Linked DNA regions of Homo sapiens: all the other regions are linked to region 2. A link is an interaction called in ENCODE POLR2A ChIA-PET data of the cell type or tissue named here. Cell type or tissue: GM12878. All regions are shown on one strand. Links, peaks and the distances in the headings refer to the core of each region. The heading gives the core; the rest is flanking DNA. Region 1 overlaps IRAK3 (interleukin 1 receptor associated kinase 3). Region 2 has its middle 41 kb from the start of LINC02425. Region 3 overlaps HMGA2 (high mobility group AT-hook 2).

What was found. ChIA-PET counts read pairs that join two places held together with the same protein. Peaks named below come from ENCODE experiments on the same cell type or tissue, not always from the same donor. Only the 100,000 strongest peaks of a DNase experiment are listed, where the experiment ranks them.
Region 1: POLR2A ChIA-PET joins it to region 2 with 5 read pairs; 1 of 35 experiments calls an interaction of 5 or more read pairs at or near these places.
Region 3: POLR2A ChIA-PET joins it to region 2 with 5 read pairs; 2 of 35 experiments call an interaction of 5 or more read pairs at or near these places.

The regions. Positions count from the first base shown.
Region 1 is chr12:66,228,453-66,239,107 of GRCh38, forward strand. The region is part of intron 8 of IRAK3 (interleukin 1 receptor associated kinase 3); the gene reads left to right. It also overlaps the pseudogene RBMS1P1. Among named protein-coding and RNA genes, the nearest start is that of MIR6502, 17 kb to the right of the region's middle. RefSeq lists an enhancer at 6,620-6,699 and a silencer at 6,760-7,039. In GM12878, for the core only: a CTCF peak has its summit at 5,713 (motif pointing left); DNase peaks (open chromatin) are centred at 5,749 and 5,966; H3K4me3 peaks cover 524 bases.
Region 2 is chr12:66,066,556-66,077,210 of GRCh38, forward strand. No RefSeq gene overlaps it. Among named protein-coding and RNA genes, the nearest start is that of LINC02425, 41 kb to the left of the region's middle. RefSeq lists an enhancer at 99-208. In GM12878, for the core only: no CTCF peak of the experiment used is centred there; DNase peaks (open chromatin) are centred at 5,760 and 6,226; H3K27ac peaks cover 3,442 bases.
Region 3 is chr12:65,914,241-65,924,895 of GRCh38, forward strand. The region is part of intron 3 of HMGA2 (high mobility group AT-hook 2); the gene reads left to right. Among named protein-coding and RNA genes, the nearest start is that of HMGA2-AS2, 29 kb to the right of the region's middle. In GM12878, for the core only: no CTCF peak of the experiment used is centred there; no DNase peak of the experiment used is centred there; H3K4me3 peaks cover 723 bases.

The DNA.
Region 1 (10,655 bases), core at 3,202-8,201, 160 kb after region 2:
TGTAGTTCTCCTGGTATGTATGTGTGTGTGTTAAGAATTCTCATCTAGGTATTTAAAAATCCTATATTTTTATTAATGAAAATGTGTCTACCAAATTTAAAAAGCTATATGTATGTTGCCAAAAAGAGAGTTTACATTATCTTTGGTAATTATTAATGAACAATGTAGGATAGACAATTCTGTGTACAGATGGTCCCAATTTATGATGATTCAACAAAATGATTTTTTTTACTTTACAATGGCACAAAAGTGATATGTATTATGTAGAAATCATACTTTGAGTATCCCCATACAATCATTCTGTTTTTCACTTTCAGTACAGTATTCAATGAATTGCATGAGGTAGTCAACACTTTATTATAAAATAGCCTTAGCACTAGATGATTTTACCCAACTGTAGGCTAATATAATTGTCCTGAGCACATTTAACATAGGCTGGGCTAAGCTGGGATGTTCGGTAGGTTAGGTGTATTAAATGCATTTTCGACTTACCATGGGTTTGTCAGGATGTAACCTCATAAGTTGAGAAGCATCTGTATTTTAGTAATTATTAATGGCACTTTGTGAAATGAACCTGTATTTATGTACTTTTTTTAAAACTGAAGTTTAAAGAAAAATTAAGCAACTTAAATGGGGATTCCTAGCAAGCTGGCAGTAGTAAATAGCAATAAAAATTGTTTGTCCTTGAGTCTCCAGTGTCTTGCTCATCCTACTGAGCCTGCTGTCTCATAACTTTATATATTAACCTATGACAAGCTGAGCAGCAACCCCAATGTTCATTTTTGAGACATGAGAAAATTAGAAGCAACATCTCCCACATTTCTTCTTCTAGACATAAAGAATCATTCACCCAGAGTAAATACCCCCTGTCGGTGAATTTTTTTCTATTTGCCCTTTATCTTCAACCTGTCCAAAAGTACATGAATACACCTTTGCTGAATATCAAGGAAGACTGAATTTAAAAGGCTGCTGCTGCTTCTGAACCATTTCCCAGTATCTTGAAAAAAACTTGTAGTATGCTTTTGACTTGGGCAGAAAAGGAGCTGATTGCTTACTTGTTTTTCTGATGAAATGAACTCCATAGGAAAAGACTCTAGGTTTTACTTAGTTCTAGAGGGGCGGGGTGACCTACCCATAGACGTCTGTGCCTGTTGCAGTGTGGCAATCCAGCAACTGCTAATGGCTTTGTAGAATCAGCATAAAATTAATGCACACTCATGGGACCTGAATATAGAGGGACCATGAGGGTCTTCAGTCAGTGGAGTTATCCGTTGGAATTGCTTTCAAAGGGCTGAGGTGGCCACCCACAACCTAAAACAATCCCTCCTCCACTCAGCTTGCAACCAACACTGAGCACACTAAGTGCTCAAATATATGTTTTACTGAGTAAATAAATATCTGGAATGTTGCTAAACATATTTGTCCTTTGGTCTAAACTTAAAATAAGTATTAGCTTATTTTAAAGCCCCAAGCAGCAATAGATTAATTTTATTAAGTTTCCTTTTGTGTGACTGAGTTCATCAAATCCTTTCCTGAATGCAGAGTTTGAAGAAGAAAGAAAAGAGAAGGTGTTGGGGTTTTGGCTCTTGATGGGAGATGGGGACAGAGGGTCACTAACTGAAGCAAAGGGAGCATCAGGGCAGGGAGGGAGGCAGAGGCAAGCTCTGCCCATGTCCCGTTCTTTTTCACAGCTGAAACTGGGCAAGGTGATTTGGATGTGCCTAACAGTGTCTCTCTGCTGGTATTTGGTGAGAGCACAGGCTTTGGGCCCTCATTTCCACTTTCTCACTGTTGGTTCGTGTCTTCAGGTAGGTCCAGGAAGTGGGCTCAGAAGCACAGATTTACCTGCAGGAGGTTTTTAAGGGAGGGCTCTCAGGGACAGCAAATGAAGCGAGGAAAGGAAAAAGGCAGGATTGGGCAGCTGGAGAGGTTGAGTTGGGATATTATTGTCATAGAGGCCTCAGTCCATGCCATGGGGAAGCACTGAAGCTGGGGTGGCGCATCAAAGACATCCCAGAGGCAGGCAGGGCACTCTGAGCTTTGCACCCCTGCATCTGACCAGCCCTCTTGTGGAGCAGTAATGTGGCTGGGTGAGGCAGCTCCCTTCTACCAAGACAGTTCCCAGACTGTGGCTCAGCTGTGAGCCATCTTTAGCCAACTCTTACTGCTGGGGAACCAGAGCCTCCCTGGAACCCAAGGAGGGAGCCAAGTAGGGTGGGGAAGGACAGGGTGGGGAAGGAAGGGGTCGGGGGGCGGTGTGGAGTCATGGTGGGAGAGTGCACCATGGCAGCCACCACAGCTATGAAGGAAGATTTGACAGGACAGAGTTCTGAAAAATGTGACTCGAAGATTTTTCTTTTTCACATGTTTGCTCCCCACCCTCCTCCCATCCTTTTCTCTTAGCTCAGTGTCCCCTAATGTTTAAATCAGAGAGACCTTCCACTTAAAATGCGATTCTGAGCAAATTGCTTAATGTCTCTAAGCCTCAATCTTCCTCTCTGCAAAATGTTAGTAGTAGAATAATAGCTTCTATCTCCTAGGGTTAAATGGCATAAGGTCCTTGACAAAGAGCACACACATCTTCAGTGGTAATTCCTATCCTGACTGGTTGAGAAGTGGTGGGAGTGGCACAGTGACAGAGGCCAAGTAGTGTGGTGGCCAATCAGTCTTTTTACTTAACACTCTTACCTCTATCGTCAATTTATAGTGTTTGAAAAGTGGACCCACTGACTAAGCTCTAGTTTAAGAAAAATTACTTCTCTGTTAATATGTTTACTGGCCAGGTGTGGTGGCTCACATCCATAATCCCAGCACTTTGGGAGGCCAAAGTGGGCCAATTACGTGAAGCCAGGAGTTCAAGACCAGCTTGGCCAACATGGTGAAACCCCATTCTCTACTTTAAAAAAAAAAAGTGTTTATTAAATATCTTGACAATCCCATTCATCTTACTTCACAAATATTTATAGAACATCTGTTGTGTGCAGAGCATTGTGTTAGACCACAGGGGGAGAGACAGTGATGATAATAGTCTTGTCCTTGAAGGTTCAACCTGGTGATCAGAAAGATAACACAAACACAAAATGTGTAGTGCAATGGTAACTATGCCCACTGAGTGGTTGGTCTGAGAAGGCTTCCTCTCGTTAGAGAGTTCCAAGCCAAGTCTTGGAAAAAGTGGGTCATTGCAGTGGATTGGTTGAAAGAAGCGGAGAGAATATTCCTGGTGGAGGCAATAATTTGTTCAAAGGAACAGAGTAAAGAATTGCCACGTATATAGTAAAAGCAAGAGAAATCAGTTGGTTGGAAAAGAAAGGACAAGGTTGGAGAATAAGATAAGGTGAGACTACAGAAGAATGAGGACTGTGGTGAGCAGGGGATGGAATGCAGCTTTGGATTCTGACTAGGCTGAGGAACTAGGTTTGACAAGCTGGGCTCTAGTGAAAGTCTGCAGCTTGTCTAGGATATAGGTGGAAACTGAAAGGTTCTAGAGTCTCTTAGGTGGTCTCACAACTTAAGAGGAGGCCAGTTCTTCCAGGTCACTATCCCAGGAACTTGTCTGGATGTGCAGAACTATAAAAATCATTTAAGCAACACTGCTAGACAGAATGCCCAACAGGTAACAAAGATACAGAGTACCCAGAGAGATCTGATCAGAAACAAGAATATTATGGAAGAGACAAGGCTTGAAATGCATCTAGCAATGTATTTTATATTTTACTTGGTGGTGGGGCTGCTGACAATTGTTGCCTTTCTGAGTGTTCCAAAGAGTTCAAGGACTTCAATGTAACCCATCCATAGAATGTGCCCACCCAGGCATGTGTCAGGGTATGGAGATCCATGGCTGTGGGCATTTGTTTGAGAACTGTGGTTTCACAAGGGCTCATCAATGTGTCCCTGCCTGTTCCAAAGCAAATCAGTCCCTTCCACGGCCATTGAACTTTTGGCCTTTCTGCTGAGCCTGCCAGCAAAGATGTTAATTAGTGCCAACTATAACAGTAGATTTCCCCCTCGTGTTTGGTGATATGCACACCTGTTCTCTAGAAGCTGGAATGAAACTAACTCAGTTCATTTGGGCCACTGAACACCTGTCAGATGGTAATGACAGTCAGTCCCCAGCAGCCTCGGCCAGATGTGATTGGCTGACCTAGATTACCCTCCTGAATCTCTTTTAAATGAATCCTCCACTGTGCTCTAAACCTAGGCCTCCCTGAGTGTTGGTCCCTCTGTGTGTAGCTCAGTGCTTTTAGGACTGAGCTGTCCAAATCCCTGCCTGTTTTGCCTTTGTCATATTAATTTTCTAAATCTATGTAAGGGAAGATAGCTTCTAGGAGGGATGCAGTTTTATTGTACGGCTTTGATAATTGGCTGAGAAAAGGACATCTCAAAATCTGTGTTAAACAGTGGCCTTTTCCCAGAGTAATTCAGGGCTCTGTTTTTATTGGAGGAGTGAACAATGGAAGATGCTGTTACCTTTATTTTCTTTTCTGTATTTGGGCTTCAGAGTGATGAGTCACAAAAGACTTTATCCTAACCCTTTGATATTATTATTATTATTATTATTATTATTTTTAAAAAGCCAAAATTTCAGCAACTTTTATTGACTACCTTTTAAAAGCCCTATGCTGCTGTTTTACAAGGCATAATAGACCAGCTCATCTGGTCAAAGCATTCTACATCATTAGTTTGAACTAACTTTTACTGAAACAGCTACAGCATCAAAAGAGTTAAGGCAAATTGGAATTCATAGAAAAGGATAAGACACTTCACACTGCATTGAAAGAAAGACAGGCCGGGCGCGGTGGCTCACGCCTGTAATCCCAGCACTTTGGGAGGACGAGGCAGGCGGATCACGAGGTCAGCAGATCGAGACCATCCTGGCTAACACGGTGAAACCCCGTCTCTACTAAAAATACAAGAAATTAGCCGGGCATAGTGGCGGGCGCCTGTAGTCCCAGCTACTTGGGAGGCTGAGGCAGGAGAATGGCGTGAACCCGGGAGGCGGAGCTTGCAGTGAGCCGAGATCGCACCACTGCACTCCAGCCTGGGCGACAGAGCGAGACTCCGTCTCGGAAAAAAAAAAAGGCCGGAAAGCTAAGAAGAGAGACACTGACGGCAACACTGAATTACAGCAACACTCGCACTGCAAGCACAGAACACCATGGGTGAAGTCGGACTAGTTAAACTTCAGAAAGCCCATTTCATACAGCTGGAAAAAAAAAACACAGATTAAACACAAAATGAACAAAACCACAAAAATCCGGTCATGCACTTGGATAAGTCTTCACGGTCTTTGTGCATACCCAGAAAATTGAAGTTTTCTTTTCTTTTTTCTTTTTCTTTTTTTTTTTTGCATCATAACATTTGATAAAAATCTGTTTGTTTGTTTGTTTTACTAAAATAAACCTGTTCGGGGGAACAGCTACTAGATGAATTTAAGGTTTTTATGCACCTTATAGAACTTATAGCAAAAATAGTTTTAGTTGATTTCGTTATAAATAACGTTTTCAAGAACTTGTGCAAAATTGTCAATAATTTCCTAAAGCACAATTGATCAGAAAAATCCATGATTGTTCAGCCTTCACACCCTTCTTCATGTAAGAACACCTTTCTGTACATCTCACAGTTACTTATTAGGTTGAAAGGTATATGGAGAATGGTCATTAGACGTCTCGACAGCCACCTGCTGTTGACCACTTGCCTCCTCAACAGGAGCCGCTGTCGTCTGCATATGTTCATACTGTGGCAAGTAGGCTCCTTGCATAGCTGACGTTGCAGGCATGTATGTTCCGGTGCTGCCTAGTGACAGATGACTCATCTGCTGGGCCAGAGGGCTGATCATTGATGCGGGCTGTAGTGACATGGTGTGCTCCATTGAGGGAGTTAACACGGCACCGGGGTGCTGTAGAATATATGGTTGAGGTTGCGTCCAAGAAGGACTTTGCACCTGGTAGGCAGATACAGGAGATACAATATAGGGTGTAATAGAAGTTTGAGTGATCATTCGGTTTGTAGCAATACTGTATGGTGAAGGATAAAATCCGTTTTGTATAGCAGCTGTAGTTGGGTCGTAAGTAAGTGTCATTCCAGTAAGTCTCACCTCTCCTTCTCTATGCCATGGTCTTCCATTAGGGATGTATTTGTTTGGGTTCTGTCTCTTTTTCTGTCCTCCATCAGAAAACTTACACAATAAAGGTTCTGTGGGGGCAGAAACTCCTGGTGGTGTCTTAATAAATTTTCCATTAAAATGACCAGTAACAGCTTCACATTTTTCTGTTGATTCCGTCCTAGCAAAGCCAACACCACGACTTGTACCACTGGCATCACGTAGTATCCTTGTAGAAATAACTTGTCCAAATGGTTTGAGCATATTTTCTAGTTCTTGCTTATCCATGGAGAGTGGCAAATTAGAAATGTAGAGGTTGGTAGGATCTTGTTCCTGTTGCTTTGCCATTTGAGCTTGAACCCCACTGGCCTTCAGGGCAGACACAGCTTTTTGAGCTGCTGCAGGGCTGTCAAAGTCGACAAAACCATAACCTTTGCATTTGTTCGTTGTCTTATGCAAAATTGCGTTTGTGGAGACTATTTTCCCATATGGTTGACAGAGCTTCACCAGGTCCTGGTCGGTGGTGTGGGGAGGCAGTCCTCGGATATAGAGGTTCGTTTTGCTGAGCTGATCCCATCCTGAGTTGCTGCTGCTGCTACTGTTGTTATTACTGCTGGTGGTGCTGGGACTGGGAGGGGCCATGGGGTGGGCTGGGACCAGAGACTGCTGCTTGCGATAGGGCGTCCGGCAGTTGCTGCTGCCCCCGGGGTTGCCGCTGCTGCTGGGGAAGATCATCGCTGCGGGCCGCGGCGGCGGGCGCGGGCGCGGGGCAGCCTGGGCGCGGGGCAGCCTCGCCGCGAGGGGGAGGACGCAAGGAGGGGGCCGGCCGGGCCCCGGGCCGAGGCAGCTTTGGGAACTCCCTCTCGCCGCGCGGCGGCGGCCGGCGGGGGCTGCAGCTCCGCGCTGACTTCCCCTCCGCACTCGTCTAAAAGTGCGGCGCGGCGCGGGGCGAGACTCGAGCAGCTCGGGCAGCCGCCGCTCTGCGTGCCATGGACGGGAGTTCGCGCGCGGAGCTGGCGGCGTCGCCGACTCTCCCGGCGGCAGCGGAGGAGCAGCGCCGCCGCGTCCTCCGATATTATTAAGTTATGTTTTTAAATAGTATGAAATAGCATGGAACAATGTATATAAAGTGAGATTAAGTGGAAAAGACCAAATTAAAGTAGCGTATAGTATATAATTATAACTTTGTATAACTACAAATTCATGCATTAAAAAAATATTAAAAGTAAAATATACCGAAATATCAACAACGTTTTGTTTGGTTGGAGAACCTATAGCTTATTTTTCAATGGCTTATTTTTTTACTTCTTTATGTTCTTTAGATTGTATTTAAAGAAGTATGTTCTAGTCTAGCAATAACATAAAATTTATTAGACAAAAATAACTTGGCGTCAGACCTTACTGTCTCAAACCAATTAATTGGAAAAAGTTCCAAAAGACAGTCTCAAGTTACTAAATGAAATCCTTATCAGTTCAATCATTCTCTGTAATTAATTTTATCAGTAAAGAAGCTTGATAATCTGTCATTTTTATGGTTTTAAAATAGTTTTTAAAATGAAAGTTGGAAAATCATTATTCAGCAGCCTGGTGCCCAAAGTGTGAATAACATCTTTTGTCTAAAGCAAAGTGAAATGGTTCTCATGTCTTCAGCAGGGAGGAGGGAGGATGAGGATGAGGATGTGGATGTGGGAAGACCACCAGAAATCTGGGTTCAGGCCGGGTGAGGTGGCTCACACCTATAATCCTAGCACTTTGGGAGGCTGAGATAGGCAGATCACTTGAGGTCAGGAGTTTGAGACCAGCCTGGCCAACATGCTGAAACCCCATCTCCACTAAAAATACCAAAAAAAAAAAAAAAAAAAAAAATTAACCAGGCATAGTGGCTTGTGCTTGTAGTCCCAGCTAGTCTGGAGGCTGAGGCAGGAAAATTGCTTGAACCCAGGAGGTGGAGGTTGTAGTGAGCTGAAATTGCATCACTGCACTACAGTCTGGGCGATAGAACAAGACTCCGTCTAAAAAAAAAAAAGGAAAAGAAAAAGAAATCTGAGTTCAGACCCAGGTCTTTTTTCTCTTTCTGTGGCCAGAGAGTGGCCAAAAGTTTTCGCACTTGCACATTCGGAGCCAACCAAGACAGTCTTAAGGTGACCTCTTGTTGCTGTCAAATTCTTTGACATTACACCTGCCTATTTTTGTACTGGGCTCTGTACTCACGAGTCTAGGACTGTTACAGGAGAACGTGACCCTGTATTCTCTTAAATCCTGGTCAAGCTTTACCCTGATCAGCTTCCAAATCAGAATGAGGTCAGATATGTTTAGGGAGGCGCCTCCAGCCACCTGCCCACTCTGGAGCAGGTTTTAGTCAAAGTTCTGAAATGCCTGTTTTTCTGAAACACCCTCTCCCTAGTCTTTCATCTGTCCTTCCCCTTCTTTACCAGCCACCCTAGCGATCTCGTTGTTGTCCCTGTCTCTCATCACTGGTTAAGAGTGTGGCCTTTGGGGTCACATAGATCTCAGTACAAATCCCTACTCCTCTACTTTCTGGCACTGTGATCTTGGGCAAGTCACTTAATCCCCTGAGGCTCAGTCTCTTACCTCATCTGGAACTGGGGTGACAGTGCTCCACCTTCTCCCAGCATTGTGAGGAGGAAGTGAGGTGATAGACTGAAAGCACAACCCAGGCCTGGCAATGAGCTGTAATTATCCCCCCACAATGTGAGAAAAGTGCTTCATCCAACCTGTACTTGAACCCTTGCTGTATGGTGGGCCCAGCATGTTGTGGGGGTCCAGCTCCATTTGGGTGCAGCTCTCATTATTCAGACTTCTTTTCTGTGGAGCTAAAATCCTGTGACTTGCCCATTTGCCGCTGGAATTATCTATATACAGCTAAAGAAAAAGGAGATAAAAGCTCATTTCATTTCTCTTTGAAATCAATAGTCTCTTAGTCTTTCATGAGTAGCTGAGTAAAAAGATGTCTCAGTTAACTATAGTAAATCAAAAGAGCACCAAACAGAAAAATAGTGGGGCTAGGTGTTAGTTCTGGCCCTGCTATTAAGCGGTTTTGCATGGAACAAGTCATGTCAACCCTGTGGGCCTCATTCACCTCCTCTGCAGGATTCTATAGCAGTGATGACAAGTCAGTGTTGTCTCATGTTCCATGTCTGATTGATTGATAATGATTTCCCACATGCAGGGTTGAAAGAGAATCTATGGTGGGTGCTTTCTGAACTAAATTTTTGATGTTTGCCAAGAATATGGGAGGATGTTTTGGGAGGATAAATGTTATGGCAACATTTAAGCCACATATTCACCATTCCTATACTGAGTAGTCTAGGGCTACCCTCAGTTTCAAATCCTCTTTACATAATTGATTATATCAACAAATATTTACTTAGTATCTTCTATAGACTCAACATTATGCTTAAGTAAACAACATCAGGTGGGCTCCCTGTGGGTGTCAAACAATGTCGTTGGAGCTGTACAGCAGGAATTTTGGAGAAAGGAGGAGCACTGGAATTTGGAGCAGTCAAGTGAAAAGTTTATGGAGGAAGTGAATCTTATGGCTGCAGAGAGGACTCAGATAAAAATAAAGCAGGGGAGAGTATTTTCAAGATGAGGGGAACAGAATGGGGAGAGGCCAAGACAGCAGAAAGCATAGTTTGTCCTGACTGCATAGTAAGTACTAATACCTTAAGGGTAGCAGATAGACTGCAGTCAGATGAGAGAGCTCAATGAGAGCCAGAGACTTTTCACCTGGCATCAACGCCTGCTGAATAACTTGTTAGCAATCCTCCCAGCAAGCCTGAGTTCAGGTATTACAGTTATTATCTCCATTTGATAGAGGAGAAAGCTGAGGCTTACAGAGATTAGTGACTGGCCTCTGTCTCATGGCTGTAGAAGGGAAAAGGGAGGTTGCATTCCATGTTTGTGTGAGTCCAATCATCATGCACTTTTTAAGGAATTAAAGGTCTGGGATTAATGGAAGCATGTTGGCGTCATCAGCAGAGACAGGGAAATTGGGAAGGAGAGGAGAGCATAATTAGTGTGCAGAAACTTGGAAATGCTGACATTGGACTCCTGGCAGAAGCAAGAGGCATTGAAGAGGAGATCGGGCCTGGAAAGCGGTGAGAGTAGATAGCTTTCTAAGGAAGAAGCTGTCAAAGACACAGCTCAGAAACACCCACAGGAGAAGCAGTGCCCATGTTTCCAAGGTGTTTTCAACAAGTCTGGGGGTTTATTTAGCTAAAAAATGTCTTAGTAATTTGAACTCTTCAAAGAGAATGTTATAAAAACAAAACCTGCTTCCAGGTGGTGGAATTTGAGAAGGAAAGGACTTAAAGAAAAGAATCTTGAAAAGTTGCAGCCTATATTCTTGGCCAAAGACCCTCACATTTTTATTGGAGAAACGAAGATGTTTTTGACTTACAGGATCACTTAAAAGCATCTGAAGGCAGTAAACTTCCTTGTTATTTCCCTCCTAGCCCTTAGTGAGCTTAATTGTTTTCACATTTATGAACTATTTTAAATGGAAATGCATTTTATCCTTAGCATTTTCCAT
Region 2 (10,655 bases), core at 3,209-8,208:
GTAATTACATTCTGCCTCCCTAAAATACCCCCTGCAGTTTCAATTGAATACAATAGTCTTAGCCCTCTGTCTCAAAGCTGGGCATGATATTAGGATTCCATGCAGGAACAGCCTGTGATTCCATGCTAAAAGAAGTGATTCCCCAATCCTCACCAAGGTGTAGTGATGCTTAATTAATTAGTGCTCATAAAAGCCTGCGGAGAACCACAGTTTCAAAGTGCTCACAGTATGCAAAGTGGCAGGAATGTTCACATGTTCATCTGTCTGTAAAAGCCAGCAGTCAGTGTGGTCTCAGACTGCCTTCACAGAAGCAGAAATTCAGGACAAGGGAGGTAGGGTTGTGTCCCATTGCCCTCTGGCCTGGAAATATATCTGGAGCAGTGTGCTCAACTCTGGAGATGCACTTAAAAAGGGTACCTCATCTAGGTAGAGCAAGTCCTCAGAGGCCATCAGAATGAGGAAGGATCTAGAAATGATGTCATATGAGGGATGGTTAAAGGAACTTGGGGCGTTTAGCTAAAAAGGAAGGAAGGAAGGAAGGAAGGAAGGAAGGAAGGAAGGAAGGAAGGAAGGAAGGAATCCATTCACCAAGACCAAATTCAAGTCTATCAGATGAAATGCAGTCCTCCAAGGACTCATTTAGTCCTCACTGTCTGTAGCACTAATTTGGACCTTTTCACAGGCTCTTATTGGCTATCTAATTAATTCTGAATGTCTTCTCTCGTTCAACATGTGTCTAAGACTTCCCAGAGCAGGCACCATGCTTGATAGGTCGTATCTGTAGTAGTGGTAAGCAAAGTAAATTCAACTCAGTCCTTTGCAGGAGCTGTTTATTAAGAACCTGTGACATGTGTGCTGGGTGTACAAAGATGACTAAGATAAACCTGCCATCAAGTGTGACTTCTAACTGTATGGCATAAATTATAAAAGAACAGATAAATAAAAGAAAGAAAAAAATCCCACCAAGTTAGAAGGTTCAGGAAAGATTTTTATGAAGGAAGAACATATTTTTTAATAAGTTAACGTGTCAGGGGAAGACATTTTACAGGGAAAGAGCCTTAACCCTTTCTCCACTTAGAAAAAAAAAAGTGCAGCTTTCTGCCAGCACTCATTTAATTTTACATAAACACACTCCTTGAGGCTGAAGAAAATCTGACTGATTTTCAATGTGAAAATAAAATATAAAAACTGTTCTTGGAGTTATTTCTAAACAGAACTAACATCAGAATTGTCTGATTCATTGAAATAGTCTATTTCAGAAAAAAGTCAGATTCATCAAATTAATCTTCAGCTAACAACTGTTTGAGAACAATGTTACCACGTGTAGGAATGTCACATTTTCTAGGATTTGACATTTTCAGCAATCAAGAATTACTTTCTCTTTCTCTCTCTCTATATATATACACACACATAAATATACATATATACACATATATTATATATGCGTATTTATATATTACATATAAACATATATACACAAATATGTATATATTATATATACAATATATACACAAATATGTATATATTATATATACAATATATACACAAATATGTATATATTATATACACAATATATACACAAATATGTATATATTATATATACAATATATACACAAATATGTATATATTATATATACAATATATACACAAATATGTATATATTATATATACAATATATACACAAATATGTATATATTATATATACAATATACACACAAATATGTATATATTATATATACAATATACACACAAATATGTATATATTATATATACAATATACACACAAATATGTATATATTATATATACAATATACACACAAATATGTATATATTATATATACAATATATACACAAATATGTATATATTATATATACAATATACACACAAATATGTATATATTATATATACAATATATACACATAAATATGTATATATTATATATACAATATACACACAAATATGTATATATTATATATACAATATATACACATAAATATGTATATATTATATATACAATATATACACATAAATATGTATATATTATATATACAATATATACACATAAATATGTATATCATATATATACACATAAATATGTATATAATATATATACACATAAATATGTATATAATATATATACACATAAATATGTATATATTATATATACACATAAATATGTATATATTATATATACACATATACACATAAATATGTATATATTATATATACACATATATACACATAAATATGTATACATTATATATACACATATATACACATATGTGTATACATTATATATACACATGTGTGTATACATTATATATACACATGTGTGTATACATTATATATACACATGTGTGTATACATTATATATACACATGTGTGTATACATTATATATACACATGTGTGTATACATTATATATACACATGTGTGTATACATTATATACACATGTGTGTATATATTATATATACATGTGTGTATATATAATATATATAATATATTATATAATATATATAATGCATATATAATATATACACATGTGTATATATTCTATATACACATATATACACACATGTGTATATTATATATACACAGATGTGTATATTATATATACACAGATGTATATGTAATATATACACAGATGTATATGTAATATATACACATATATGTGTATATGTTATACATACATATGTGTATATGTAATATATACACATATGTGAATATGTAATATATACATATATGTCTATATTACATATACACATATGTGTCTATATTATATATACACATATGTGTCTATATTATATATACACATATGTGTCTATATTATATATACACATATGTGTCTATATTATATATACACATATGTATATATTATATATACACATATATGTATATTATATATACACATATATGTATATGTTATATAAACACATATATGTATATGTTATATATACACATATATGTATATGTTATATAAACACATATATGTATTAGATAACTTTGCCACAAAATATCTCACTTTCATTGTTATTATTTTTGCATTGCTCTTATATAGTGACCTTGGAAACAAAAGACATCATTCTATTTATAGCATTCTGGTTTTAGTAATCATACTTTCATTTAAAAAATATAGTAATTTTTGGCCCGGCGTGGTGGCTCATGCCCGTAATCCCAGTACTTTGGGAGGCCGAGGCGGGCTCCCAAAAGTCAGTATATTCCGAATTGACCGTTCCTTCTGTTTTCTTTTCCTTCCCTAACTATATCTTCTATTTCAAGAAACATCTTTACATAATTCACAGAAATTACTCCGTGTTTTCCCACTTTCAGGCCCTTGCACTTACACCCTCTGCCTGTTTGCCTCCTGAATACATATAGATATATACACATATATATACACATATATACATATATATGTATGTGTGTATATATAAAATAAATATATATACATATAAAATAAATATATATACATATATATATATTTTTGGATAGGGAGTTTTGCTCCTGTTGCCCAGGCTGGAGTGCAATGGTGCAATCTGAGCTTACCACAACCTCCGCCTCCCGGATTCAAGTGATTCTCCTGCCTCAGCCTCCCGAGTAGCTGGGATTACAGGCATGAGCCACCACGCCAGGCTTATTTTGTATTTTTAGTAGAGACGGGGTTTCTCCATGTTGGTCAGGCTGGTCTTGAACTCCCGACCTCAGGTGATCCGCCCGCCTCGGCCTCCCAAAGTACTGGGATTACAGGCATGAGCCACTGTGCCTGGCCAAAAATTACTATATTTTTAAAATGAAAATATGATTACTAAAACCAGAATGCTATAAATAGAATGATGTCTTTTGTTTCCAAGGTCACTATACAAGAGCGATGCAAAAATAATAACAATGAAAGTGAGATATTTTGTGGCAAAGTTATCTAAGGCCAAACACTGTGGCCACAAGCTCTGCCAGCAAGTATTCAGGGGGCAAACAGGCAGAGGGTGTAAGTGCAAGGGCCTGAAAGTGGGAAAACACGGAGTAATTTCTGGGAATTATATAAAGATGTTTCTTGAAATAGAGGATATAGTTTGGGAAGGAAAAGAAAACAGAAGGAGAGGTCAATTAGGAATATATTTTGGAGGGCTCTGAGAAATTAGTATTGGCTATGGTTTTAATGTGTCCCCCAAATTTTATATGTCGGAAACGGAATCCCAGAATTCATATGTTGATGGTATTTGGAGGTGGGGCCTTTGGGAGGTAGTTGGGATTAGATAAAGTCCTCAGGGTGGGGCCCCCATGATGGGACTGGAGGCTTTCTAAGAAGAGGAAGAGAGACCCAGGCTGACACTCGGGCTCCTACCCTCTTGCCCTGTGGCGCCTCTGCCGTGCTATGACCCCGCATGAGGCCCTTGCCAGAAGCTGACCACATGCAGCCTCTCAACCTTGGACTGCTCAGCTTCTAGAATTGTAAGGAACAAATTTCTTTTATTTGTAAATTACCCAGCCTCAGGTATTCTGTAATACGAACAGAAAACAAACTGAGATAGTGCATTACTGTTCAGCAAAAAGCAGTTAGCTATTGAAGGGGGAGCTACTGAGATGAGCCCTCCACCTCAGGATGCTGCTGTAGCAGGGCTGTGCCAGGCAGATGAGAGAGCCGAAGGCTGGAGTCCAGGTCATTTCTAGGCTAACCAGGGAGGGGGACTCTGGTGCAAAAGATGTGGGAGTGGGGGCCCCTTTCTCGATATCATAGGTAACCCCATACTGGTTACCAACTTGACTTTCTGTGAGTGGCATAGCTCACCCTCACTACTTTCCCTGCGGCCCACCACCCCCACACTGGCAGGCTAACTGCATGGTACGCCCTGGGGGGAATAGGCTGAGAATTCTGAGCCTCAACTCCACCCAGTCTTGGAAATTCTAGCCCTTTATCTCTTTGCCCCTATAACCTGTATCAGAAGCTTAGATTAATCGCTGAGGGACTGCACCCAGGGAGGGATGGGGTGTTACTGGGGAAACTGGATTTACCCTCTAGTTGCTAGGTCTGGCTCCAAGTTCTAGGTTTCCTCATTCCAAGTTCTAGGACCCTTGATATGAGCCATTCCTCTGGACCCTTTCCTCAGGGAGTTTGGTGAGGAAAGAACATGTTAGCATATCCTTAGAGACTGCTGTGGCCTAAGAATAGAAAAAGAGGAAATCACTGCATTGTGGGGGATTCCAGTCCCTCCACTTCTTGCTTCTCTTGGGCCCAGAGAGAAGCTGTTTTCCTTTACAAACAGTGCAGTGCATACATCCAGGGCATAAGAGTTTTGTTCTTTCCTGCGCTTTGAGGAGACTACAGTGTATTTTGCCTTAAATATATGCCCCAACATTTACCAGCTTCACAGTCTGCATATTTCACTTCTAACACTGAGGTTAAAACAAAAATGAATACAATATTTTTTAGACGTGAATGAAATCAACAAGTTTTGTTTTGTTTTTTAAACTTTTGCCATAAACTGTGACTAGTTTTAATGATTTCACAAATTGCTATCTCTAAATTCTAGGAATGTGTGTTTGAGGCTCCCCTATTTTGAGATTATAGACAGGCCAAAGATACAATCTGAACAAATTTTTTATCAAGATAAGGGATGGGGGCTGGTGACATAGAATAAGGGTGTTTCCAAGAGGGTTCAGGACTGGGAGGGAAAATAATCCAAAGTTGTGACCTGTGTTGGACCAACAGTGAAACAAAAACAGCATAAGCTTCCTCTTAGAGAGTTGTGGGAACCTAGAAGTTCCTCTTATGCGAACACCTTCACTTAACAAGTGAGAAACATTAAAACTGAAAGAGAAATTTTCCTAAGCCCTGTTATAAGAAATAAATGTGTAGGAACAGATTACAAGGCAGTATCTATAGTTTTAAGGGTTGGTTCATCAAGCCTATGTTTTGTTGATCTACTAACTACAAATTTGAATGCGAGAGGGACCAATATATAAAAATCCATTCCTTGTCTGAGTTCTTCAACCTGCAAACACACTCAATGATAACAGAAGAATATCAGGATGTGTCTATTGCAAGCTGTTTGTCTTATTTCAGCCTATTAGCATCCCTGGGAGGACGGCATTATCACCTAGTTGTAAAGATGAGGAAACTTGTTTGGCTAAAGTGACTCAACTTGTAAGATATCAAAGTGTGATGTGTCTGGCTTCCAAGCCTAATGTTTTCAGTTGCAACGTAACTTTTTCTATGTTGATTTCCCATTAGCGCTAGGTCTACATGTGAAAATTTCAGTTCTAATTTCCGTTTTAGGAATGGTTCACACTCTGAATCATGTGAGGTTCCTTACGTGGCTTGCGACCAACTGGCCATTACAGTTAATCCCTCGAATCTCTTCCAGGGTATCACCAAATCATTCTCCAAATAAAATTATTCAAAAATCAAATCCAAGGATAAGAAAAAAGTGAGCAGAGGGGAGTCCATTAAGTTTCATCTTCTTCCAATTAGTTCAACACTCTTCACTTATTTGGCTGTTCCAAAGATATTTTGTCCTGCTTAAAAATAGAGGTGCGGCCAGGCATGGTGGCTCACGCCTGTAATCCCAGCACTTTGGGAGGCTGAGGTGGGCGGATCACGAGGTCAGGAGATCGAGACCTTCCCGGTGAACACTGTGAAACCCGTCTCTACTAAAAACAGAAAAAAATTAGCCGGGTGTGGTGGCGGGTGCCTGTAGTCCCAGCTACTCGGGAGGCTGAGGCAGGAGAATGGCATGAACCTGGGGGGCGGAGCTTGCAGTGAGCGGAGATTGCGCCACTGCACTCCAGCCTGGGCAACAGAGCGAGACTCCATTTCAAAAAAAAAAAAAAAAAAATGAGGTGCAAGGTGCAACAACATTCCATTCAAAAAACAGCTAGCATATCTTCTGGCATTTTTAAAAAAGAAGTTTAACCCAGAAATCCTATAAGATTCTTTTTTTTTTTTTAAATTTTAGACAGAGTCTCCCTCTGTCACCCAGGCTGGAGTGTAGGAGTGTAGTGGCGCTATTTCGGCTTACTGCAACCTCCACCTCCCTGGTTCAAGTGATTCTCCTGCCTCTGCCTTCTGAGTAGCTGGGAGTACAGGTGCATGCCACCACATCTGACAATTTTTTTTTTTGTATTATCAGAAAAGTCAGGGTTTTGCCATGTTGACTAGGCTAGTCTCGAACTCTTAGCCTCAAGTGATCCTCCCACCTCAGCCTCCCAAAGTGCTGGGATTACGGGTGTGAGCCACTCACCCGGCCAATTCTGTAAGATTCTATAAGTTCTCCTGCACTTGCCAGGTGTGGCAACTCATGCCTATAATCCCAGCACTTGGGGAAGCTGAGGCAGAGGCCAGGAGTTCTAGGTTACAGAGAGCTATGATCGTGCCACTGCACTCCAGCCTAGGCAACAGAATGAGACCCTATCTCTATTTTTTAAGAAGGGAGGGTACTGGTTGAGGTGGCTTACACCTGTAATCTCAACGCTTTGGGAGGCCAAGGTGGCAGGATTGCTTGAGGCCAGGAGTTTGACACCAGCCTGGACAACATAGCAAGACCTCGTCTCTGCTAATATATATATATATATTTTTTTTAATTAAATGAGCATGGTGATGTGTGCCAGCTGAGCTTAAGTCCAGGAGTTCAAAACTGCAGTGAACTATGATCATGCCACTGCACACTCCAGCCTGGGCAACAGAACAAGACCCTGTCTCAAAACAAAACAAAACAAAAACAAACAAAAAACCACAAAGTTTTCTGCAGTTGATCATGAGAGGCAAGCTGTCTCTTAAACTGAGAGCAGAAAAGCAATGGCAAGGAATATAGGAAACTTTTCTGATATCTTCAAGGTGGTAGAAATTTTATAGTGGAAAAATACACTGCAATGCATTCTGTAGTTAATGAAACCATTTGTTCTTTAACAAATACTTATTGAGTACTTATGATGGATTAGACACTATCAAACTTGCAATATAGCCTCATAATTGAGATCTGAAATAAATAAAGATTTAGGAACTCTTACCTCACTAACCTGGAAATATGATCTTAGCAGTAAGCTGTATATTTCCATCCAGTGATGATAAAGAAAAAAGGGGAAAAATTTTGTTGTGGAAGCCATACATGTTGATAGTAGTTGCAAGGAATAACAGCACACACTTCTTATGAACTTGAAATAATGCTTCAAGCATTTCTTGCTTTCCACACAAATATATATCCGGCCACAAATGTAAACACTGTCCTCCCACATAGTCCTGGCATTGCAGAAAGAAAGAAGCATGAAACAAGGAGATCTCACCTCATGACCTCTGTATCCCAGCTCACACACGGTAACAGGACTTTCCTGATACATTTTAGTGAAAGTTCAATCAGATATCCTTGAATGATATACATACTTTTAAATACAAAGAAAAGGAAAATACTTTTATGATATTTTAAATTTGATCCTCTAGAAAGAAAATAGATTTCAGTGATTATACTATCACTATTACTATTGCTGTTACTACCTTAGACATAAATAACAGAAAACATTTTTCTTAGAAAAAGTCAGAGGGTTTCTGACACAGAAAGTGAAACACAGATTATTATTATTTTTTATTTTTTTGAGACAGAATCTTGCTCTGTCACCCAGGCTAGACTGCAGTGGTACGATCTTGGCTCACTGCAGCCTTGACCTCCTGGGTTCAAGCGATTCTCGTGCCTCAGTCTCCCGAGTAGCTGCGATTACAGGCATCCGCCACCACACCCAGCTAATTTTTGTCTTTTTAGTAGAGATGGGGTTTCACCATGTTGGCCAAGCTGGTCTCGAACTCCTGTCCTCAGATGATACACCTGCCTTGGCCTCCCAAAGTGCTGGGATCGCAGGCGTAAGCCACCATGCCCGGCCCAGATTAATTAATTTACCTAATCACACAGGTGGTTTCTAAAGGACAAAAGTAAAAACTACATACTATTTTTGGAATTGATACTACTATTTGGGGACACAGCATTCACTTCCAGAAATTTATTCTACAGATATGCTCACATGAGTGTGCAAAGTATACAAGGATGTTCATTGGTGTTAAAACAGAGAAAAATCAGAAATGAGAAACCGAGTGTCCTTCAACAGAGGATTGGTTAAATGAATTATGTTACATCCACAAATGGAAAATGAAAATTTCCTTTAAAAAATGATTTAGGCCAATATGGGATGATATGGAATAACCATAATATATAAGGTCTTTTGACTCTAAGTTTAGTGTTCAATACACTATGTTGTCCATTTTGGTTAAAGTTGGGTCAGGAAAACAGAAGTCACTCTATGGAGGAAGGGCTTTAATGGAGGGAAGTAGAGGCTTACACAAACATTGGTAGGGTTGGGGAACAAAGGTCAGGGAAGCCATCACCCATTATCCCAGTCTGCAAGACTATGTGAGCGGTTCTCAAGAGCTCTTCCGGAGGCTCTCAGCCTGCACTAAAGCAAATGACTCTCAAAAAGCCATTACCAACTACAGCAGCCACTTGCAGGACCAAAGCAGGTAATTAGCAGGAGCTCACCCAGTAGCAACCATAGACCATTCATGTGTGATCAGCCCACACGCTGGCCTGAAAATGCCTCTGGAGAGTAATAGTCTCTCCTCTTCTCCCTTCTAGGTCTCACCATGGATCTCGCACTGGCCCACTCAGGCCCAGAAACAAGTGAAGAGGGAGATTCTTGGAAATGTGTTGCAGAAGAGACTGGGGAAGCTGGGGTGGCAAAGGTGAGGATTTGACCCCAGATAGCCCATCAATTGCCATTTACAATTGAGGTTACCATTGTAACCTCATTTGTAACCATTGTAACCATTGTTACATTTTATTTATTTATTGTAACCATTGTAACCATTACAATGGCAATCTATTGCCATTTACAATAGAAGTTAGCATTAGGATCCTTTGACTGGTGGGCCAAGGCATATTTGAAATATAATTTTACAAGAAAAATTTTAACTTATACCCAATTTCTCTAAAACAGCATCTTTAGGACATGTGCTCAATTCTCTCTTGAAGGTAGAAGTCATCTCTTATTTTCAGAACTGAGAAATCAAAAAGAACTTCTGAGCTTCGAAAAATGTGCTGCCTTTTCTTTGAGTCCTTGCAGTAGAGGGAAGAATCTACAGAAAAGTTTGGCCTTTTGATTACATAATAATAGCATCAGTTAACCCTTCAACTAGTGTAGTGCTTATTTGTGCAAGTGCTGTTGCACCCAAAATGTTTTGTGTAATCCTCCAGCAATCCCTGAAGTAAGTAGTAGCAGCCTCATTTTACAGTTGAGAAAAATCAAGACTGAGAAATTTCCGCAAGATCACGCTGTACTGTTTTGTGGAACCTAGACCTGAAGTCCAGCTCACTCTAAAACCCATGTTCTAATCAACTCAAGGATCCATATCTTCATGAATTGAAAACTCTAAGAATGATGTCCTTTATGAAATATGATTTGTGAGGCTGAGGCAGAGGGAGGAAAATGCCTTATCATGAGTTGAGGCAAGTATTTAATAAACCTTGAGTTTAAATAAAAATGTTGAATCCTTTACAATCCCCTCTAAAATATTTGCACTATTGTTATTTAAGTATTGCCAGTCGTACCAAGTCGCCATTCTTCAACAGTACCATTTGCTTCAAAAGAGGCAAAATTCACAGTGCAGAAGGATGAAACTAAT
Region 3 (10,655 bases), core at 2,174-7,173, 150 kb before region 2:
CCCAAATGTCCAACAATGTTAGACTGGATTAAGAAAATGTGGCACATATACACCATGGAATACTATGCAGCCATAAAAAATGATGAGTTCACGTCCTTTGTAGGGACAAGGATGAAATTGGAAATCATCATTCTCAGTAAACTATCGCAAGAACAAAAAACCAAACACCGCATATTCTCACTCATAGGTGGGAATTGAACAATGAGATCACATGGACACAGGAAGGGGAATATCACACTCTGGGGACTGTTGTGGGGTGGGGGGAGGGGGGAGGGATAGCATTGGGAGAGATACCTAATGCTAGATGACGAGTTAGTGGGTGCAGCGCACCAGCACGGCACATGTATACATATGTAACTAACCTGCACAATGTGCACATGTACCCTAAAACTTAAAGTATAATTAAAAAAAAATGTTTTGGTTGTTTGTTGTTGTTATTGTTGTTGTTTTTGAGACGGAGTCTTGTTTTTGTTGCTCAGGCTGGAGTGCAGTGGTACAATCTCGGCTCATTGCAACCTCCACCTCCCAGGTTCAAGCAATTCTCCTGCCTCAGGCTCCTGAGTAGTTGGGATTACAGGCACCCACCACCACACCCAGCTAATTTTTGTATTTTTAGTAGAGACAGGGTTTCACCATGTTGGCCAGGCTGGTCTCGAACTCCTGACCTCAGGTGAGCCACCCACCTTGGCCTCTCAAAGTGCTGGGAATACAGGCGTGAGCCATCGTGCCTGGTCTAAAAAATGTCTATTAGTGTTCCATCACTAGATCTCTTCTGAGGTATTCATGCCATATGCCCCATCCTGATGTCATATCCACAGGACAATCTACTACCAAGAACCAGCTCCAAGAAGAAAACATCTCTGGGAAACAGTACCAAAAGGAGTCACTGAATTGTCATTGGAGGAGTCCAGGATAGCTCTTCATGTTATTTTCACCTTGAGGAATTGTCCATTACATCTATGAGCCTTATGTGTGGCTTTCTCCGATATAGAAACCTATCAGGTGTCTTTTAGATCATTTCAAAACACTGGCTTATTCTTTCTTATGTTTCCAACTGAAGTCTGCATCCCAAGATGTAGTTTCACTGCTACCCCATATGGCACCCTTGTACGAATTTGAAAAAAGTACTCACTCTAGGCACATGCAGAGCCATGCCTGCGGGGACAGCTTAGAGAGTAGAGGGTGGGCTGAACTCCAGTTACTCTCGTACAGGGATCCACCTTTTTGCAGAAATCACAGTGTGGCTATGGTGTGGTTTGATTTCATAAAACAGATGCTTAAAAAGTATTCACTGTCTCTGTCTCTTCAGTGCCATGTAATATCACATGACTTTCCTTTCTCATTCCATTGGTATTTTCCTGTGTCTTTTATCCTCTGTGCAGTTTGTCAGTAACATTTCATTCCCAGCTTCAGATGGGCTGCCATGACTTCTGCCAGTTCCAGCTATTTCTTTGGATGCACCTTTGAATACCTACCTTGACTTACATTTTTTTGTTTTGTGGAGTTACTCTTTGGGTTTAAATTTTGGACATTTGGGTATTAACCCAAATAGATTTTGCTTAAAATGTCCACATTCTATTAACAGATTCTTAGTAATAGCAAATTGGCAAAATCAAGATAGTTAATTCATATTAACGTTGCTTCCCCCTCTTCTCTACCACGCCTCTAGAGATGACTTAACTGAGCATCCAAATGACCTAACCCAGGGTACTGGAGGGAAAGGGGGAATGGGTGACCATCAGTCTTAAATAATCTACACACTAATAACCTTCCTAGGAGGTGAGAGTCCAGTCGTTCTAAGAGGAGTACCGTGCTGTCATCCTTGCCAGAAAAGAAGATCCTTTTATACTAGGCCCACAACTTTGAACAAGTCCCCCACAGAACAGTAAGGGAGTGCAGTGGACCATTACATTTTCCAGGGCTCAACCAAATTGGTTCTGGTGATCAATGAAGCTGCAAGTCTGAGGCAGCTGGTTCCATGTTCAGTAACTGATAGGTATTCTTACATTCATCTCAAGGAGGTAGAAGAATACTTTAATATAAAAAAGTGTGTAAAAAGGGATGAAGATTAAGAAGTGGAAAACTTGAAGATAAGCCAGAGGCAAAATTTCCTGACAGCATGATGTACTGGACTGCAGATAGGTCTTTTGATGGATATGCTTGAAATTCCATTGTTACATTTATCTTGTCTGCATTTTTCTGCATTTATTTCTAATGTGTCTGCTAGGCCAGTACCTCTCTGGGAACATAATATAAAAACAACTATTAAGTAAATAGAAAAGCTTAAACAATACGCATATAACTCCAGCTTGAAGCATTTTTTAATGCTTTATAAATCACTAGAAAACACGTGACAGGAACTATTCCTGATCAGTCTTAGGATGTGCAGGATGCCCCAAGAAGCTTTTCCTGTTTACTACTTTTTTGAGTGTATGAATATATGTTTTTTGACTTTGAGATAGTTAATATCCAGAAGAGTTCTTTGGCTATGGAAATAGCCTTGAAGGCTTGGGTCTGGGAAAATAATAGAGAGAAAGAGTTACTAGGGCTTAGTAGAAGAATTGAGGGAAGGATGCAGGGAAAAGCGGACAATAAATAGAAAGAGGAAGCTGGTGAAGGTAGACTTTGGCAGCTGGGGCAGCGGCACTTGGGCCGCTTATGTGAGGTAGCCCGCAGAGGCACCTTTGGGTGGAGAGAGAATAAAATCTGGTTTTGACACGTTTGTTTTAGATGGCAATGAAATGTCTAGCCTATATATTTTGTAGACACTGAGAAATAAGGGACTGAAAAGAGGAAGAGGTGTCAGGGCTGAAGATGGAAATCTGGGGCTCATCTGAGTATAGGTGGTAATTGAATCCTTATGGCTGCACTAAGGGAATAAGTAGAGAAGGAAAAGATGGGCTAGGAGCCCCTGGCTGAACCCCAGGGGCACTAAGTGGTAATGCATGGAGGGAGGGGGAGAAGTTAAAAGAAGGAAGAAAAAGCAGACAGAAATATCTGAGGAGTCCCAGGGCCTAAGGTCCCTGCCACTGAGGCCGTGAGAATGTTGAGAAGGCAGCACAGATCCCTGGAACGGGATTGCCGCTAAGAAGTTAAGTAAGAAGCCATGGTGTTTGACAGCTTCCATAAAAGCAAATGACAAAAGCTAGGACTGCAGAGAGGTGAAACCAGGGCCTAATCTGGATCTGGTCTGGATTGTTTCCTCCATGCTCTCTAGCACAGAGCTTTATAAGACAGTGTTGGTTTAACGAATGAGGGAGGGAATGAGGGAATGACTGAATCAAGCAAGTAAGCAGATATAGAAACATGGGCGTTTTCATAAAGCAGAGTACTCAACAGTGCCTGTGAGCATCACTGACAGGCCAAACACATAAAACAGGCAGAAGGGAGAAAAGGAATTGAGAAAAAGAAGGACAAGGAAGAGACAGAAGGGGGAAGGAAAGAGCAGTAAGAACTGAAAAAGGCTGGAGTTTCCTGGAGTGTGCAGTTGTGGAGCCCTAGATCTGTGGGTTTGGCCCTTACTTTGCTCGTATCTCTAGTTGTTTCTTTGACATTCATCTTGTGTCTGTGATGAAACTTTAAGTTTCTTAGTAAAGACAAGAACTACTATTGTGTATCTCTTTAGTACCTAATACAATTCTACAAGCATTTACTTTATTCTTGATAACAGGTGGAGAGAAAGAAAGCAGGTTTTCAGTAATTTATAAAAGTGAAGAATTATCTAGAAATGTAGTCAGTGAAAACATCCAGTTTTGATAAGTCAAACTAAAACATCCATTCTTCACTCAGAGTAGGCTTTTAAACTTGGATTTTCTAAGTAATTTACTCAAAGCCCTCTCTCTCAAAGACCCTCTTGTGAAATGCCCTTGTGAAGTGCTTGTGAAATGGCCTTTTGAGTTAGCTCCACAAAATGTCCTTCCTAATCTTAGCAAAATGAAGAAATGGGTCAAAATGATTTGAAATATGCTTCTCTGTCTCTTCCTTCACCTCTTTTTGGTTTCATTTTCGTAAGAGTACCTGTCAGCATTTGCAGAAGAATTAAAGGCAGTGTCGTTCTGGAGGGAAATCACATGTTCCTTTAATTTTGTGATGGAAGGACTTATAAAGAGAAGTGGAGCTTGGTTAGAAAGGGGAGATGTGCACATAGGAAATGTAAGCAGGGCTGGTGAGAAAACTTGGTGGTGGCGTTTAATTAATTTTGAAACTGGGAAATAGTTCTACAGTTAATCTGTAAGTTTTTTTATGTTGAATGCTTGGAAAATTTCAACTTTTTTATTTTCAGACACTTTGTATGCAGTGATGACATAAATAAGAAAAATGGCCTTGAAAACATCAAAAATGTAATTTTCACCTTCTTATGCTTTAAAAACACCTGAATGCACTTTTCTCAAACTTTTAAGAAAAGAAACAAAACTCAGATTTTGGTAAAGATCAAGATGAATGGTGTTGACAAATTTCAGGAGGCTGGAGAGTCTGAAAATAGTCTTATGGATGACATCTGTATGTAACTTTTTAATGCTCTACCACAGATGCTCCCATAAGGGCAACAGAGAAATAGCTGGAAAAGGTAACAATGTTACTTATTTTATTAAATACGTAAGAATTGTTTGCATCCATTTCCTGGCAGTATTTCCTATTTTTAGGAGTGAGGTGAATGATGTTGTAGAGCTGGAGATACCAGTGGGCTGACTACAATTTTCAAAGCACCTTGAGATGTAAAAAAATGTTTCTGTAGGAGGGAAGGGGTACGGTTCTGATAAATCTCTCAGCAGGATGAAAAAGAAAAGGGAGGTCTAGACAGTCTTGTTTCATCTAATAGAATTTTCCCACAGAAGATGGGCAAACATCAGATAAGAACATTTATCAGACCTCACACATTTTACAGCCATATCCCTTTGGGAACATTGCGCAGCATAGACTTGCTAAGTCCTGAAAATGGAAGACAGAAAGCACTATAAAAAATATGGACTGGCGCCCTGAAAAACCAGTCTTTATTACTCACCCTAACATATACATTTGGCATTTTGGTGTACTTGTTAAATGATACATAAAACCGTATCACTAATGAAAATACAGCAGTAGTCCATGAGCTCTTGGCTCAAAAGAAAGCAAAAGTAAATTAAGCAAAATATCTACTTTAAAAAAAAAATGGTAGTAGTCCCATTGGACCCACTTTCCTATTCTGCTCTTGCCTGATTTTCATAACAGTGGGTGAATGCAGAGATGCTTTAGTAGTAAGTGCAGGTGATGCCAGGGCAGATTTTTGCCAATGAAATAAGAATTTAAGAAAAATGTTAAATTCATGTAATGTTATTTCAAAGGCTAATCCAATAATTCTTAAACATTTATGTAAATCTGCCATTTTCTCACTCTGGAAGACAGATAAAGAGAACCACGTGAGAAGATATAGCATGTTCTATTACTTGCCATTAAATTGATAAGAATTACAATGTCTGTGAATCCATCAATACCACTGAAGGACATGCAGTGGAATCAAATAGGTGGCAGAATAGCTATATGAATCACATAATATAACAAATCTTTTCACCAGATGGTGTTCAGATTTGCTGTTTATTTGTGGCTTATTTAATATTATCCTGCTTTTCCTCAATCCACAAAGGATTCAAAGCTTCTTACAAAGAACACCTTGGGCCTCAGGCAACCAGTTTTTAATGACGAAAGATGGACTCTGAAGTCCATGACATTTAGTAATTTGTCACTTTTCTTGTGCACAAAGTTGAATTCTGGCTCCGGGAAGCTGATGTTTGGGAGAAAATCATTTAGTTGTGGATGAAGTGAGCCAATACATAGCTGGTAGTCCCAATATGACTTGTTTGTTTCCTAATTTGAGTTTACATAGTAACTCTTTTAAAGAAACAAAACCATTTTTTAGTGGTGGGGGAGTTCTTTGTGAAAATAGCCGTGAAGTGAGAGATGAGTCCGGGGTAGAAGCTGGAAAAGGAGTTAACTTGCAGTCTGAGGATGTGCACAGGAAACGCTTGCCTCTAGATAGTAATACAGTTTCAGGAGAGATCTCCAAACCTGAGTGAACTATTTCCTGGATTCTTAAGTTTAGAGACTGTGAATCTGGGGGCTTGCCAAGTCCTCAAAAACATCAAGGGCCTACTAAAATATAATAGAAAATCTAGAATAAAAAAAGAGAAAAAGACAAGGAACATGTAGATTTGTTTAGAATGCGTATTTTAGGTGCAATTCTCCTATTACCAACTGATATGGTTTGCCTGTGTCCCCACCCAAATGTCAACTCGAATTGTATCTCCCAGAATTCCCATGTGTTAGGGGAGGGACTCAGCAGGAGGTAACTGAATCATGGGGGCCAGTCTTTCCCATGCTATTCTCGTGATAGTGAATAAGTCTCACAAGATCTGATGGGTTTATCAGGGGTTTCCACTTTTGCTTCTTCCTCATTTTCTCTTGCCACTGCCATGTAAGAAGTGCCGTTCGCCTCCCGCTATGATTCTGGGGCCTCCCAAGCCATGTGGAACTGTAAGTCCAATTAAACCTCTTTTTCTTCCCAGTCTCAGGTATGTCTTTATCAGCAGCGTGAAAACAGACTAACTAATACAGTAAATTGGTACCAGGAGAGTGGGGCATTGCTGAAAAGCTACCTGAAAATGTGGAAGCGACTTTGGAACTGGGCAACAAGCAGAGATTGGAACAGTTTGAAGGGCTCACAAGAAGACAGGAAAATGTGGGAATGTTTGGAACTTCCTAGAGACTTGTTGAATAGCTTTGCCCAAAGTGCTGATAGTGATATGGACAATAAAATCCAGGTTGAGGTGTTCTCAGATGGAGATGAGGACCTTGTTGGGAACTGGCACAAAGGTGACTTTTGTTATATTTTTAGCAAAGAGACTGGTGGCATTTTGCCACTGCCCTAGAGATTTGTGGAACTTTGAACTTGAGAGAGATGATTTAGAGTATCTTGCAGAAGAAATTTCTAAGCAGCAAAGCATTCAAGAGGTGACTTGGGTACTGTTAAAGGCATTCAGTTTTTGTTTTTGTTTTTGTTTTTTGAGACGGAGTCTTGCTCTGTCACCCAGGCTGGAGTGCAGTGGCAGGATCTCGGCTCACTGCAAGCTCCGCCTCCCGGGTTCACGCCATTCTCCTGCCTCAGCCTGGGACTACAGGTGCCCGTCACCATGCCTGGCTAATTTTTTTATTTTTAGTAGAGACGGGGTTTCACCATGTTAGCCACGATGGTCTCGATCTCCTGACCTCATGACCCGCCCGCCTTGGCCTCCCAAAGTGCTGGGATTACAGGCGTGAGCCACTGCGCCCGGCAGGCATTAAGTTTTATAAGGGAAGCAGAGCATAAAAGTTTGGAAGATTTGCAGCCTGACTATGTGATAGAAAAGAAAAAAATCTCATTTTCTGAGGAGAAATTCAAGCCAGCTGCAGAAATTTGCATAAGTAGCAAGGAGCCTAATGTTAATCCCCAAGACCATGGGGGAAATGTCTCCAGACCATGTCAGAGACCTTCACGGCAGCCCCTCCCATCACAGGCCTGGAGATCCAGGAGAAAAAGTGGTTTTGTGGGCCAGGCCCAGGGTCCCCATGCTGTGTGCAGCCTACGGACTTGGTGCCCTGTGTCCCAGCAGCTCCAGCTGTGGCTGCAAGGAACCAACGTACAGCTTGGGCTGTGGCTTTGGCGAGTGGAAAACCCAAGCCTTGGCAGCTTCCAAGTGGTGTTGAATCTGTGGGTGCACGGAAGTCAAGAATTGAGGTTTGCCAACCTCCACCTAGATTTCAGAAGATGTATGAAAACACCTGGATGCCCAGGCAGAAGTTTGCTGCAGGGGAATGGCTCTCGTGAAGAACCTCTGGTAGGGCCATGGGGAAGGGAAATGTGGGGTTGGAGCCCCCACACAGAGTCCCAACTGGGACACTGCCTAGTGGAGCTGTGAGAAGAGGGTCACCATCCCCCAGGCCCCAGAATGGTAGATCTACTGACAGCTTTCACTATGTGTCTGGAAAAGCCACAGACACTCAACACCAGCCCATGAAAGCAGCTGGGAGGGAGGCTGTACCCAGCAAAGCCACAGGGGCGGAGCTGCCTAAGACCGTAGGAACCAACCTCTTACATCAGTATGACCTGGATGTGAGACCTGGAGTCAAAGGAGATCGCTTTGGAGCTTTAAAATGTGACTGCCCCACAGGATTTCGGACTTCCATGGGCCCTGTAACCCCTTTATTTTGGCCAATTTCTCCCATTTGGAATGGCTGTATTTACCCAATACCTGTACCCCCATTGTATCTAGGAAGTAACTAGCTTGCTTTTAATTTTACAGGCTCATACACAGAAGGGACTTGCCTTGTCTCAGATTAGACTTTGGACTGTGAATTTTTGGGTTAATGCTGAAATGAGCTAAGACTTTGGGGGACTGTTGGGAAGGCATGATTGGTTTTGAAATGTGTAGATATGAGATTTGGAGGGGCCAGGGGCAGTATGATATGGTTTGGCTGTGTCCCCACCCAATGTCAACTCAAATTGTAGCTCCTAGAATTTCCATGTGTTGTGAGAAGGACCCAGGGGAGATAATTGAATCATGGGGGCCGGTCTTTCCTGTGCTATTCTCATGATAGTGAATAAGTCTTATGAGATCTGATAGGTTTTTCAGGAGTTTCCGCTTTTGCCTCTTCCTCATTTTCTCTTGCCACCACCATGTAAGAAGTGTCTTTCGCCTACCACCATGATTCTGAGGCCTCCCCAGCCATGTGGAACTGTAAGTCCAACTAAACATTTTTCTTCCCAGTCTTGGGTATGTCTTTATCAGCAGCATGAAAATGGACTAATACACCAACCTTGGGAAACTTCATTGCCTGACCATTTCCCTAGTTTCTTCAATTGGAAACGAGGGGAAGCTGCTCATCCCCACCAATTGTTGTGCCCCAAAGAAGGGCAGCGTGGTCCTCCTGCTAATTTAGTTGGTAAACTTGGGCCCAATCAAGTAAAAAAAAGAAGAAAAAAAAATCCCTATGGCTATTCTTAAAGAAGACCCCTCAAGAAATAAAAGAACATGGTTCTGGGTCCTTTCCCACTCCCAAAGGAGAGCAGCTCCATTTTTATGATTTATATAAAATGATGTTCTGAAGACTGGGGGTTAGGGGAGAGAATGAGGAAGTGGAATGTTTCTTTGATGAAGGAACACTCACCACCCACTAGGGGCTTCCCTGTGTTACATTCAGACTATTGTCAGTTCCTGGGCTTTCAGGGACTAAGCTGGTACAGTAGTGAGCTCCCCTTGCCAGCTACAGCACTGGACCAGTCCAACAAAATATATTTTGAGGCTGAAGATCAAACAACTTAGTGAATAATGGAAGCTCCTGTAGGCTCCTGTACCCTGTGGGAACCTAGAAGAGTATGGTAGGACAGCAACATAAGAGCCATTTTCTGGCTTCAAATGGGAGCTCTAGGGCTCTGATTGGAGATGCCAGACTTTATCACCCGTAAGAAAGTCATTCTCGCCGGGTGCGGCAGCTCATGCCTGTAATCCCAGCACTTTGGGAGGCAGAGGCGAGTGGATCACCTGGGGTCGGGAGCTCGAGACCAGCCTGACCGACATGGAGAAACCCCGTCTCTACTAAAAAATACAAAATTAGCTGGGTGTGGTGGCACATGCCTGTAATCCCAGCTACTCGGGGGCTGAGGTAAGAGAATCGCTTGCACCTGGCGGGGCGGAGGTTGCAGTGAGCCAAGAGCACGCCATTGCACTCCAGCCTGGGCAACAAGAGCAAAACCCCATCTCAAAAAAACAAAACAAAACAAAAGAACAAACAAAAAAACCAGGAAAGTCATTCTCTGACCCACCCCCAGCCCACCTTGGGAAGGATACTATTTAATAGTGACTTAAATTCCTCTTAGGGTAGGGAAGGTCCATCTTGTCTTGGCTTATTCAGGGCAGTGGAAGCTTTACCCACTTCCTACTCTTCTTCATGTTATTGAAGCCCAGTTAAAATGAACCAACTTAGAATATAAAATTATTTTAATATTTCTTCATCTGACTTCTAATCCCATTGTTCTTTTTGCTGTATCTGAAGATAGTCCCAACTTCTCAAATATGTTATTAATTTCTGGGCTGTAAAATGAATATGGAAGAGGGACTCAAATTTTGTAAATGCTGTGGGGTTACAAATCACCAATTGTCCTCTGCCTCTGTGTTGCCTCAGCCTACCGCAAGACCTCCCTACACACACACACACACAGACACACACATCCCTGAAGTCACTCTAAATATCAGTAATTATGAAGTTGGCCAGGCACAGTGGCTCACGCCTGTAATCCCAGCACTTTGGGAGACTGAGGCAGGTGGATGGCTTGAGGTCAAGAGATCGAGACCATCCTGGCCAACATGGTGAAAACCCATCTCTACTAAAAACGCAAAAATTAGCTGGGCGTTGTGGGGCGTGCCTGTAGTCCCACCTACTCAGGAGGCTGAGACAGGAGAATCACTTGAACCCAGGAGGCACCGGTTGCAGTGAGCCGAGATCCTGCCACTGCACTCCAGCCTGGCAGTAGAGCAAGACTCCGTCTCCAAAAAAACAAAAAAAGTAATTGTGAAGTCTTTGGCAACTTCCTGAGGCCTTCCAACTCTCTCCCAGCCTTTCAGAACAGGTCTTCCTATTTTCTTCCA